2 separate regions of the Homo sapiens genome follow, and region 2 is linked to region 1. Evidence: chromatin contacts called from ENCODE Hi-C or POLR2A ChIA-PET data. All regions are on one chromosome and are shown on one strand. The core of a region is the stretch at or near the end of the contact, and the rest is flanking DNA. Distances in the headings are between cores, read along the strand shown.

Evidence for each region. A loop is a pair of places that touch in the nucleus more often than their neighbours do. ChIA-PET counts read pairs that join two places held with the same protein, here RNA polymerase II (POLR2A). Pooled maps may share reads with other maps.
Region 2: a loop to region 1 is called in a pooled map, with 2.0 times the contacts of the local background. The contact joins the promoter of UPF3B here to the enhancer-like site in region 1. A Hi-C loop is called at or near these places in 3 of 50 pooled maps. POLR2A ChIA-PET finds 5 or more read pairs at or near these places in 2 of 52 experiments (T-cell and activated CD4-positive, alpha-beta T cell).

Annotation. Positions count from the first base shown.
Region 1 is chrX:118,519,881-118,526,508 of GRCh38, forward strand. All of the region lies in intron 1 of DOCK11 (dedicator of cytokinesis 11), which reads left to right. Among named protein-coding and RNA genes, the nearest start is that of DOCK11, 27 kb to the left of the region's middle. RefSeq lists an enhancer at 4,300-4,359. Within about 2 kb of position 4,256, at least 3 of the 41 ENCODE cell types and tissues checked have a DNase peak (open chromatin) inside an H3K27ac peak, as active enhancers do.
Region 2 is chrX:119,851,713-119,858,340 of GRCh38, forward strand. It overlaps UPF3B (UPF3B regulator of nonsense mediated mRNA decay), which reads right to left and starts at 1,251. Exons shown (of 11, transcript NM_080632.3): 1 at 1,061-1,251; 2 at 55-161. The coding sequence starts at 1,216. RefSeq lists an enhancer at 1,226-1,285.

The DNA of each region.
Region 1 (6,628 bases), core at 3,006-5,505:
ACTGTCACTCCTCTGCCATTTAAAATCAGATTATACCTGGGAGAGAAGGATAACTCTGGGAAGTTGCATTAACTCCTTCAGACCTGAAGAAGGCATTTAGTCAATTATTGTTTCTGGGAACTAAATAATACCCTTGTCACTCAAAAAATTTAAAATAGCCTTTGTAAGTGGCTCCTCAGTCTCTAAGAGAACATGACTCATTCTTTCTTTGTAACTTGAAAGAAATCCAAGTGTCAGAAGACACTGGGAAATGGACTTAAGTTACACTTCTAAACATCAGTACTAGAGATCTTAAATATTAGGAAACCAATATGATATTGGTTTAAAGTTGATGGTTGGAGCCACTGTATTAGGATGAAAGGGCAAGGGATTGACTGGCAGTGCTTTCTAGAATATTCCTTGGGGAAATTCTTGCTGGCAGCATTAAGGCTCCTGAGCTCTGGCTGTACTCTGTGTACCATAGGCTGTCCTGTTCTTTTGTCCAGAAAGCCCACTCCCTGCTTTTCTAACTGCCTCATGGTTACACATGGCCTCATAATGTTTCTTCTGCCAGCTTAATTTATGGTTGCTTTCCCCTCAAGCAGCCTTTGGATCCATCTTCTGCATATAACCAGTGAAAAGAAACGGAGTATATTAGAAGATGCCTTGCATTAGTGCTGGGAGATGGATTGCATTCCTGTACTTCTTAAAACCCATGTCCTTGATAATACAAGATGGAGCTGTGGAGGGTGAGGTTCTCCATGTCTGGGTTCGCCTTTGCCTTTCATTGACCTCGGTGGCTGCCAGTCAATGGAAAAATATGATCAGGGTTCACCCTATGGAATCATTGCTTAATATCATAGATGACTCATTGGAATTAGTGTTGTTAGAAAATCACTTCCAGATGTGGAGCAGAAACTTTTCCAAAAGAGAGAAATACACTCTGGAAAACTGGGTTTTATTATTTTTTTAAATGATCTTAGGGCCAGAATTAAATCTGCTTGTGCGTGGTTAGTCAACATATATTTGGAGTTCTAAGTAGTACAATCCTGTTCACTTCCTTTAGACTGACATCCACATAAGTGGGGGCTGCCTTTAGCCTGCTTCCTTATCCTCTGTCAACTTCTGCCCTCTCCACATCTCCCATCTTCTCACAGTGATGAATGGCTTGGAAGCCTTATCTACTCCCTCAGGTTCCGGTCTCTCATTCCTTATCATTACCAGCAAAATTTATTGAGCATTCCTAGATACTGTGAAGGATGGAAGAAACATCTAGTTGGAAAGCAATAGAAGTTTTGGTCATATAGCTAAGTGACTGAGAATGAGCTCTGGTGTCCACTTCTGAGTTGAAATGCCACTTTCTGGCTGTGGAATATTGGGAAACTTACTCAACCTTTTTAAGTCCCAGTTTCTTTGTTTATAAAATAGGAGTGATGGTGATAATCATACCTACCGCATAAGGTAAGCATGAGGCCTAAAGGGATAATCCATGGTCAACCCTTTGCATAGGCTAAGTGTTAGCTATTATTATTCATCAATTCACCTCCGTGTGTAGTTTTTGTATGAAGGGGGAACATGAACCATTAGTTCTAGACTGACACTCTCCAAAAAGCAACCACAGTGTTTGAATTTTGGAATTCTCTTTAAGTTTATTTCACTGCAGCAGAGAATTCACTGGCTTCTCATATTCACTACATTTTTAGTTGTGCCCTGTTAAAAGAGGGAATGTGTTGTCATCTCCTTGGAAGCACCACATGACAGACTTTGTAGTTCACGCAATAGTCAGAAGGAAAGTATTTGTAAATAGCATACCCTGGAGCTCTTGCAAAAGCCACGTCTATTCTAATAAGGTGTTTTTGGTAAATGAAATCTTATGTTTTCCATCCTACTTATTTTTCACAACGTAACCTATTATCACATTGTATTTGAGTAGTTTTCTATTGAATATGTATTCTCCCCTCCCTCCATCTCAAATGTAACATATCAATAAGTGTGTTTCTATACTAGAATGTGGTAAAAAAAACATTTCTAAAACTTGAAAACTGCACTAGAAGAAGAAAATATCATAACCATTCCTATTACATAGAGATTTACATTAATATCTTTACTCTTTAAAGCATTGAAAATGTTTGGGAATTCACAAAACTGCTGCAGAATCTGCTGTAGTGGTTAAGAGCATGCACTTGGCCAGGCTCATTCCTGTAATCCCAGCACTTGGGGAGGCTGAGGCAGGCAGATCACTTGAGGCCAGGAGTTTGAGAACAGCCCTGCCAACAAAGCAAAACCCCGTCTCTACTAAAAATACAAAAATTTAGCTGGGTGTGGTGGCGGGCACCTGTAGTCCCAGCTACTCAGGAAGCTGAGGCAGGAGAATTGCTTGAACCCAGGGGGCGGAGGTTGCAATGAGTGATATTGCACCACTGCACTCCAGCCTGGGGTCAGAGTGAGACTTTGTCTAAAAAAAAAAAGCATGCACTCCAGAGTTAAATAGAGCCTGGCTTTGAATCCTGACTATACTGGTTTTCTGTTGCTGCATAGCAAATTACCACATACTTAGCAGCTTAAAATAACACACTTATTATTTCACAGTCAGAAGTGTAGGCATGGCTCAGCTGGATTCTCTGCTCAGGGTTTTACAGGTGTTGGCAGGACTGCATTCTTATCCAGAAGCTCAGAGCTTTTCCAAGCTCATTCAAGATAGCACAATTTGGTTCCTTGAAGTAGTTGAAATGGTCCCATTCAGCTGGGGGTTGCTGTCACCTCCTAGAGGACATCCTCAGGTCCTGGACAGATAGGCCTCTCATCATATGGCAGTTTACTTCTTTAAATCCAGCAGGTGTATCTCTCTCTTCAGGATGGGCCCAGTTCCTCTTCTAGAGATCACTTGATTAGGTCGGGCCCACCTGGAATCCTCTCTGTTTTGATTAACTCACAGTCAGTTGATTCCTGACCTAATCAGGGTAGGGATATCTCTCAATATTCACAGGTCCCGCTTACATTCAAGAGGAGAATTAAACAGGGTGAGTAGACCAGGAGGCAAGAATTCTAGGGGCATCTCAGAATTTGGCGTACTACGCTGACTCTATTTGCTCACTTGGGCAAGTTTCTGACCTCTCTTAATCTGTTTTCCCATTGATAAAATGTGAGTAGTGATAGTATTCTCTACCTCATACAGTCATTGCTAAAATTAAATGAGGTAACGCATGTAATGCATTTCGCATAGTACCTGGTGCTTAGCAAGCTTTCAATAAATGTTAGAAGCATAATAGAGAAGAGTTACATTTCTTCCTCCTGTCCTACATTTTCTTTCATTTCCCCACCCTCATAATGAAATGGCTTTGAGGGTAGGACATATGGTCACATGCTAAAGAAGTTGAGTTTTTGCCCTTAGGATTTGAATTAAATACAAAAAAGAACTTACTGAGCATAAAGGTTGTTTAACATTGAAATTTCTAAGCCATTTGTATGTCTAGGTGGAGACCTTTCTAGAAATATCCTTCTCATTGGATTCTTGGTTAAATGAATGCATGTGCAGCAGGCAGTTCATGGGGTTTTAGGTGTGCTTCCTAGGTAAGAAGATTTTAGGTTATTTACTCTGCTTATGAAAAGACAGTTTGGTAGGTTGGTGATCTGTAATTGTCAATACCTTTCAAAAACAAATCAGTACTTTGTAGAGCGAGAAATTTCAGTTTACAGGACCTGCACTGTGCACTGTGTTTCTCACGTTTAGTAAGGATATTCAACAGTTCAGCCTCACGATAGTCCTGAAATTTGGACTGAGTTTATTCACATAAGCTACTGAGACACAGCCATTTCTAGAGGATTTGAGTATAGTTCCGGGGCTATTCCTAGAAGAAAATGAATATGTATTGCTTTTTCTCATTGCCTGTGTAAATTGATCATACTCAATAATACTTAGAAAACAAACTCCCATGTGACAAATAGTTGGTTCGAAGGCCCATTTTGCAGGGGGGACTGAAGAGAAAGGAAATAAGGGGCAGAGAGACAAGAAGGGGAGTTTGATCCTCCGAGATGGAACTGAACTTGGGTGTCACTTTTCACAATAATTACTCAAGCATTCCTCTCCATTCAGTAGTGACAAATCTGCATGTTTGTCTTCTATGTGAGAAGTTTGGAAGTTTGAGTGTGTAGTTAAGAACCAGCCAGAAACAGAGAGCTGGTAGGGCTGAGGAATCGTATAAGCCTGTAAGATCTATGTCCTCCCCACCCTGCCTGTTTGCCCTTGCTGGGCTCACTACCACACCCAGATGAGTTTCCTTTCTGTGACTGTCATTAGTACACAAGTGCCCCACCGCATTAGCTGCCTAAAAAGGAGCCAAGTTGGGGGACGATTGATGAGTTTGTGACCTCATTGAGAATACCTCAGTTCTTGTTCCTTCACCCACAGAAGGGTAAAAAGGAGGTATTAGGCGTACCTTCTCCATCCATATTTCAGGCTGTCTGTTTGCTCCCTAAAAATTCAACCCATACCTTCTTTAAAAAATAAAGTTGATTACATTAACTTTATTTGTCGGTGTCCTCTGATTTTTTTCTCAAATCAGAGGACACTAACAGGAGAGTAAAAAGGCAACCCACAGAATGGGCAAAAGTATTTGTAAAGCATATATCTGATAAGAGATTAATGTCCAGAATAGATAAAGAACTCCTATAATGCAACAACAACAACAAACTTGATTTAAGTCAGGCAAAGGACTTAAATAGACATTTCTTTGAAGATGATAAACAAATGGCCAATAAGCACGGGAAAAGATACTCAAAACCATTAGTCATCAGGGAAATACAAATGAAAACCACAACGAGATACCACCTCACACCTGTTCTGATGGTTGTTATTCAAAAAACTGGAAAATAAGTGTTGAGGAACACGGGCGGGGCGGACCTGGAACCCTTGTGCATTGCTGGTGGGTAATGTAAAATGGTACAACCACTATGGAAAACAGTTAAGTGGTTCCTCAGAAAGTTAAATATAGAATTACCATATAATAGACTGGGAGAGGTGGCTCACACCTGTAATGCCAGCATTTTGGGAGAGGCAGGCAGATCACATGAGGTCAGGAGTTTGAGACAAGCCTGGCCAACATGGTAAAACCCCATCTCTACTAAAAAATATGAAAATTAGCTGGGCGTGGTGGCGTGTGCCTGTAATCTCAGCTACTCAGGAGGCTGAGGCAGGAGAATCACTTGAACCCAGGAGGCGGAGGTTGCAGTGAGCCAAAATAGCGCCACTGCACTCCAGTCTGGGTGACAGAGCGAGACTCTGTCTCAAAAAAAAAAAAAAGTATTACCATATAACCCAGCAATTCTATTAGGTGGAATTGGGAAATTCTCCCCAAAAGAATTGAAGGAAGGGACTCAGATACTTGTTTCACACCACTGTTCATAGCAGCATTGTTCACAATTGTCAAAAGGTGGAAACAGCCCAGTGTCCCTCAGCAGATGACCAATGGAATATTATTCAGCCTTAAAAAGGAAGGAAATTATGACACATGCTACAATATGCATGAAGCTTGAGGACATTATACTAAGTGAAAGAAGCCAGTCACAGAAAGACAAATTTTATATGATTCCACATATATGAGGTACCTAGAATAGGCAAGTACATAGAGACAGAAAATAGAATAAAGGTTACCAGGGATGGGCGGGGGCGGTGTGGAGGAAGTGCAGAGTTGAATGCGTACAGAGTTTCTCTTTGGGATGATGAGGAAGTTTGGAAATGGGTAATGATGATGATTGCAGAGTAATGTGAATATAGTTAATGCCAAATGCAGACACTTATATAGTATATACTTAACGAAGTATATACTTTAAAATAGTTAAAATGGTAAATTTTATGTATATTTTTACCACAATAACTAAAAAAACCAAATTAAGTTGATTGTATGTTTTGGATTATACCAGCGGTACTTGTTTGTGCTAGAAAACTCTGGGGGAAAACAGAAAAGGAAAAAAAAAGAAAAAGAACGTAACACCTCCATTTGGAATACATAAATCTTTAATGTTTTGATTTGACCATGTTTCTTTTTAACTACCCTCCCCTTGTCAGCAAAAATGACAATCACTTTCTACCACTTCCCGTATAGGTGGCAAAATAGTGCCTACTTATTCCCTGTGAAATTTCCATGTCTTAATTCACAAACAGAAAAGAAAGAAGAAAGACCTGAGCAGTGAAAAACATCGCTTCCCTGCTGGGCATTCTGTTGTAAACCTATCCTTAGCAAGGCGGTAGTTCCCAGGCCATGACATCTTGGGAGCAGCTACCAAGACAAGCACAAGGACCTGGGGTCAGCAGGTCTGGCTTCCAGCTCCAGTCGTATGAAAGATATGAGCCAGGGCTTTCAAGTCTTCAGTCATTCTCACATCCCTTACTAAGCCACAGAGCAACATCACATTTAGCCATATTGAATCAAGTCCTCCTCATACCGAGCATGGCTCTTGCTTCAGAGATGTGAAGGCTGTTATCTCTTGTTTCCTCTCTCAGCTAGCTGTTCTGTCAATGGTCTGTCCCCAGGGCCCTTCAAAAGGAACTCTGGCCAAGGGTCCCTGAGGGAGAGAAAGATGCCAGAGTTTTACAAGGGCTGCCTTTGCCTGTTTGTCCGATGACTACTTGCTTACAGTCTGAACGTGAGTG
Region 2 (6,628 bases), core at 1-2,500, 1.3 Mb after region 1:
AAGAATGAAAGAAACCTTTTTCATTTACCCCTTTCCTTTTTTTTTTTTTTTTACCTCGTATCATTAGAAAAAAACTCAAAATAATCATGCTCAGGCATAGGTTGAAGATGTTCCTGAAGCTGCTCCTTGGTCAAAGTGGGAGGTAATCTTCGAATTACCACCTTAAGAAATGCATAAGGAAAATAAAATTAGTACAAATCAGTTTTCTGTCATACCTGAAAGAATCACAGTTCCTGAAGAAGGCTGGGCTTTAAAATATGAGATCACTTGTAAAAACCCAGGAGAAAATATTCTTCTGCAGCCCAATGCTCAGAATTAGTCAAACATAATAGTAACGCGGTTTAAAAAAACCCTTGGAAATGAGAACCACCTGGAGCAAGGAAAAATCGCAGGTTTTGCTCTTTACAGCAGCCCTGCAGTTTACCAGGTTTGTGCATCATTTTCGATCACCCATTTTTTAACAGATCTAGTGGCAATAACTTAGTAAGCCAACGCTGGTCTTTGTGGGTGCCACGAAATCTTGATTTAGCAACAAGTTTCTCCCACGTCCAACACATCTTAAAACAAAATCCTTGCCCATTGAACTTAAGAATTCAAAACTCTAACGAATACAAAAAATCTACCCATTGCTCTCAAAATAGGATGCTCTCGATCTACCCTCCTGTACCATTAATCACCCTGCACTCTCCCCCAACTCGCCTCCATGAATAATATTCCCATCCCTCATGTCTCCTTCACTATTTAATATTTCTCCCCAATTACACCTTTAGTTCCTCATTCTTTATACCGTCGCTCTTCCCTCCCATTATCATCTCACAGCTCTGACCTAAACCCTTCCCGTTTGGGGAGTCCCCTCTTTTCCTCACCCCCACCCAGGATTTGGCCGGGAGGGGCTCTCCCCATTTCGGGTGAATGGATGAACCAGGATGATGCGACTTCCATTCAGGCGAAGAGATAGAAGGAGAACCTGAGAAAGAAAGGGGGCAGCCCCATTCCCAGCCATCCTCCCCGCGCTGCGGACTCGTCCCGCCCTCTCCCGGGCCAGCGGCCGACCGGGCACCTTGCTCAGCGCTTCTTTCTTCTCCTTGTTGCGATCCTGCTTATCTTCCCCCTTGGAGCTGTCCCCCGAGGTCCCACCACCGCTGCCTGTGGCCCCGGCGGGGGTTAACAGGGTTACTCGCTTCTCCTTAGGCCTGTGCTCCTTCTCTTCCTTCATGGCTACGTCCCCCGCTGAAGCGGCTTGGCCGGAACGGGGTTACCCCGGGCACAAACGGCTCCCGGGAAGCTCCCGTCAAAGCTCCGCCCCCAACAAATGCCCCTTGTGATAAGTCGGGCCCCACGTTCCATTGGGTCCTGCCAAGCTCTCGCGAGACTTGGGCCTTTCCCAGTGCAAAGGTTTTAACACCTGGTTTTTACTTCCCGCCCGCCAAGTTCCTGCGCCACCCAATCCCCTCGCGGCCCAGACTCCCTCGGGGCCCGCCCCTTCGCGCGTCATTAGCAATTCCGCCATCTTGAAGTGACTCTGTCGGGGACTACAAATCCCGGCATACAAAGCAGCTACCCGCTTTTGTTGGGCGTTCAGGGGCCAGAGCTATCTCAGGGTCCCTGTTTGTGAGTAAATCGAATCCTTTCATCTTCAGAGTTTTCCAGGTCGAAAGATAGGTTCTTCACGCTTAGTTTCCATCAGATAAACTCAATGCCGTCCAAATTTTGCCTCACTAGGGGAGCGACTTGTATTTTTTATCATTGAATTCAGAGGCTTTAGCATTTATTTTCCTACAACTAAAAGAAAAAGCCTAACATTTAAAAAACTTTATTTTCCTTATATTGATTAGGATTTACAGATACTTAGTAAATACTACAATATTAGCCGAGTTCAGTGGCGCACGCCTGTAGTCCCAGCTGCTCGGGAAGGTTGAGAAGAGAGGATCTTGAGCCCAGGAATTCGAGGCTGCAGTGAGCCATGATCGCGCCGCTGCACTCCAGCTTGGGCGACAGAGCGAGACCCTGTATATAAAAAAGAAGGATAATAATAAATAAACACAAGATACTGATATTTAAAGGAGTAATATGACTAAAATATACAAGATTTGTTTTCATCACCTTATTTTAGCAAAAGGATCCTTCTCCCCAGGTACTGATGTCCCACAGGGAGGGGAATAAAAATAAAACCCAACTTGATTTAGTTGCGATCACCATCTTCACTTAAAAAGGGCCAATTTTACATTATTTATAATAACTCCAAACTGGAAACAATCCAAATGTGAATCTAACAGTGATTATGTTGAGTGACAGAATCTAGACACAGAGTACATGTTGTACAATTCCATTTATATGAAATTTTAGAAAAATAAAACCACAGTGATAGAAAGCAGATCAGTCGGCCAGGCGTGGTGGCTCACGCCTGTAATCCCAGCACTTTAGGAGGCCAAGGTGGGTGGATCACCTGAGGTCAGGAGTTCGAGACCAGCCTGGCTAACTTGGCGAAACCCTGTCTCTACTAAAAACAAAAAAAATTAGCAGGGCGTGGTGGCACATTCCTGTAATCCCAGCACTTTGAGAGGCCGAGGCCGGCGGATCACCTGAGATCAGGAGTTCGACACCAGCCTGGCCAACTTGGTGAAACCCTGTCTCTACTAAAATACAAAAATTATCTGGGCATGGTGGCAGGCGCCTGTAGTCCCAGCTATTTGGGAGGCTGAGGCAGGAGAGTCACTTGAACCTGGGAGGCGGAGGTTGCAGTGAGCCGAGGTTGTGCCACCGCACTCCAACCTGGGTGACAGAGTGAGACTCCATCTCAAAAAGAGAGAGAGACACAGACACCCATAGAGGACAGAAACCAAATTAAAGATGCAATAGGAGCCCAAGGCAGAAAGCTGCCTAAGGGCCAACTCCCATTTTTGCCGACCTCTAGAATATATTCCCCTGACTCTGCACTTAAATTTTCTCACTCCAATTGTCCAGCCTATTCTTGGATTCCTATTCCTGTGGCTAAAACGGTTTCCCTGTATTTGACATCTGTTACTCTTGCTTTCAGTACCTGGCCGTTCTTATGAGCCTTGTTTATGCATCTGCCTCTGACCTACTGCTTAGCTCTGCACTTGCATGTTGGTAGTGTATGCCTCTGTTTTGGTGTCCTCACTAGCTTTAAACCACCAGCTGTTTGTCAGTTGCCAGAATAAAGTGTCCCAGGGCTCAGTCCTTAGACCTCTTTTCTATGTACACTCACTCCTTTATTAATCTCATTCATTCTTTTGGCTTTTCTGTCTTTGCTGACAACTCTACTCTAGAATTTACATGTCCAGGCCGGGCGTGGTGGCTCACAGCTGTAATCTCAGCACTTTGGGAGGCCGAGGCGGGTGGATCACCTGAGGTCGGGAGTTCGAGACCAGCCTGGCCAACATGTGACATCCCGTCTCTACTAAAAATACAAAAAAATTAGCCGGGCGTGGTGGCAGGCAGCTATAATCCCAGCTACTCAGGAGGCTGAGGCAGGTGATTCGCTTGAACCCAGGAGGTCGAGGTTGCAGTGAGCCGAGATTGTGCCAGTGCACTCCAGTCTGGGCGACAGAGCGAGACTCCGTCTCAAAACCAAAACAAAACAAAAAAAGAATTTACATCTCCAGCCCATACCTCCCTGATGATTTCCAGAGTCATGTATCCAACTGCCTATTGAACATCTCCACTTAAGACGTCTAACGTGTTCAGCCACCGAATGCATCCAAAACTGAACACTTGATCTTCCCCCACACCAACTGTATTAGCCTCCTATTCCTGCTGTAACATTACCACAAATTTAGTGGGTTTAAATAATGCAAGTGTATTATCTTACAGTTCTGTAGGTTAAAAGTCCAACAAGGTTTTAGCTTTGTCCTGTGAGGGGGCAAAAAAATATAGTAATAATAAATAAACAAACAGTCCAATATGGGTCTCACTGGGCTAAAATCAAGGTGTTGGCAGGACTGAGTTCCTTCCTGGAGGCTCTAGGAGATAATAGATTTCCTTGTCTTTTTCAGATTCTTGAGGCGGCCCATATTCCTTGGCTTATGAACCCTTCGTCTTCAAGCATCTCTCTCTGACCCTGCCCCTACTTCTGTCTATTGTCTATATCTCTTTTATTCTCTGCCTTGCCATTCCAAGTTTTTTTTTCAGGGTCACAGTTCACTGAAGGCTTAAACTCCTGAGCTGAAGTGATCCTCCTGCCTTAGCCTCCCAAATAGCTGGGACTACAGGTGCATGCCACCATGCCCAGCTAATTTATTTTCATTTTTGTAGAGAAGGGGTCTCACTGTGTTGCCCAGGCTGGTCTCCAACTCCTGGCCTCTGCACTTTCCCCTTTCACTTTGAAGGACTCCTGTGTTTACATTGTGTCCGCCTGTAAAATCCAGGATAATCTCCCTATTTTAAGGACAGCTGATTAGCAACATTAATTTCCTTTTGCTATATAACCTAACACAGTCATGGGTTCTGGGGATTAGGATGTGTACAACTTTGGGGGAGATATTATTCTACCTAACACATACTGTAGACTTCCTTTTTGATGAAACTTTTAATTGCAGTATAACAGATGTACAGACAAGTGCACTAAAAGTAAGCATCCAGCTTGCTGAATTTTCACAAAGTGAACACACTTATGTAACCAGCATGTAGATCAAGAAACAAAACATTGCCAGCACTCCAGATGCTCTCTTCCTACTTGTTCCCAGTCATTTTCGCCACCAAGAATACCACTATCCTTTTTGCTTTTTCTTTTTTAGCAGCTACATCCTTTTATGAATGACTTCTAATACTATTGAGTTTGTCTGTTTTGAACTTTATGTAAATTGAATCATACAGCATGTATTCTTTTATGTTAGGCTCCTTTCTCTCAACATTTATGACTGAGATTTCTTTATTTATTTATTTAGAGACGGAATCTCGCTCTGTCGCCCAGGCTGAGGTGCAGTGGCGCCATCTTGGCTTACATCTTGGCTCACTGCAACCTCCACCTCCCGGGTTCAAGCGATTCTTCTGCCTCAGCCTCCCGAGTAGCTGGGAGTACAGGCGTGTGCCACCACGCCCGGCTAATTTTTGTATTTTTAGTAGAAATGGGGTTTCACCATATTGGCTGTTGGATACAGTGAGATCTAGATCTCTCTTCAAAGAATCAGTATGTCAGTATGTTCAGTTCTTTGTCCTCCATTGTAAAGTTTAACTTCCTCGTAGTTTCAGTAAACAACATTTTCCACCAGTTTTCATCAGTAGTTCACATCTGTTCCCCTGGTTACCTGCTCCGTCCTGACTCACCCCGGTCATCCGCTTTGACCTGAGTCACCCCTGGTCCCTGCTCTGACCTAAGTCACCTTTAGTTACCTGTTCCTAACCGTCCTTCCCACCAAACTATTCACCCCGCCACTCTGGCTCATACCCCTGGTCTCTTTAAAGTAGCCAATCAGAATTAGCTTAGACTGTGCAGTCCAACCCTAGCCAATAGGGGAGCGACACAGCAGTAGGGGCTACCTGTGTCAGGAATAAGAACCCCTTCCCCTCCCTTGTTCAGGTGTGCTCTTGCCATTACTCCATTCACGAGTCGCACCCTTCTATAGAAGTAAAAATTGTCTTGCTGTGAAAATTAAATTTATGTTCGAGTGCTATTTCTTTGTGGCACCGAGGAACAAGCATTTTGTTTCTAACATTGGCCAAGCTGGTCTTGAACTCCTGACCTCGTGATCCGCCCGCCTCGGCCTCCCAAAGTGCTGGGATTACAGGCTTGAGCCACCACGCCCAGCTTATTTATGTTATATGTAGCTGTGGATTATTCCTTTTCACTGTTACATAATATTCCATTGTATGAGTCTGCTGCAATTTATCCCACTCTTAGGGGCTAATACAAATAGTGCTGCTGGGATTTTAGTGCATATTGTTTGATGATTCATGTCAGATACATACCTAGGAGTGGAATTGCTGGATCACAGAGTAAGCATATGCTCAACTTTAGTAGGTACTACCATAGAGTTTTCCAACAGGGTTGTACCAATTTACACTTATCAGCAGTGTGTGAGAGTCCTGAGTGCTTCATACCCTTCCCAACATCTGGTATTGTCTCGTGGGTGTGTAGGGGTGCCTCATTGTAGTTTCACTTTGCATTTCTCTAATGATTAAGTTAAGCACCTTTTCATACATTTTTCACTGTGTGCCTTTCTATCCTTTTGGTTATTGCACCAGGTTATTATATTATTTATGCCAGAGCAAAAGAAACAAAACAAAACAGGGATGGTGATATGGCTCCTTTCCACCAAGTAAGGGGGAGAACAAGAATAAGTGTGTGCGTGTGTGTGACAGAGAGGGAGAAAGAGAGCTGTCCCTAAAGTTCCTCACACCACTGATTCTCACAGTTTCACTGTATGCTCCAAGGTTCCTCTTCCCACTTCTGATGATGAGCAGTATCATGTTTGGGACCCCATTTTAGAAAAGTAGAAGGAGGCTCTGCCTGTAATCCCAACACTTTGAGAGGCTGAAGTGGGAGGATTACTTGAGCCCAGGAGTTCAAAATCAGCCTGGGCAACATGGCAAAACCCGTCTCCACAAAAAATTAAAAAATTAGCCGAGTGTGGTGGCACACACCTGTGGTCTCAGCTACTCAGGAGGC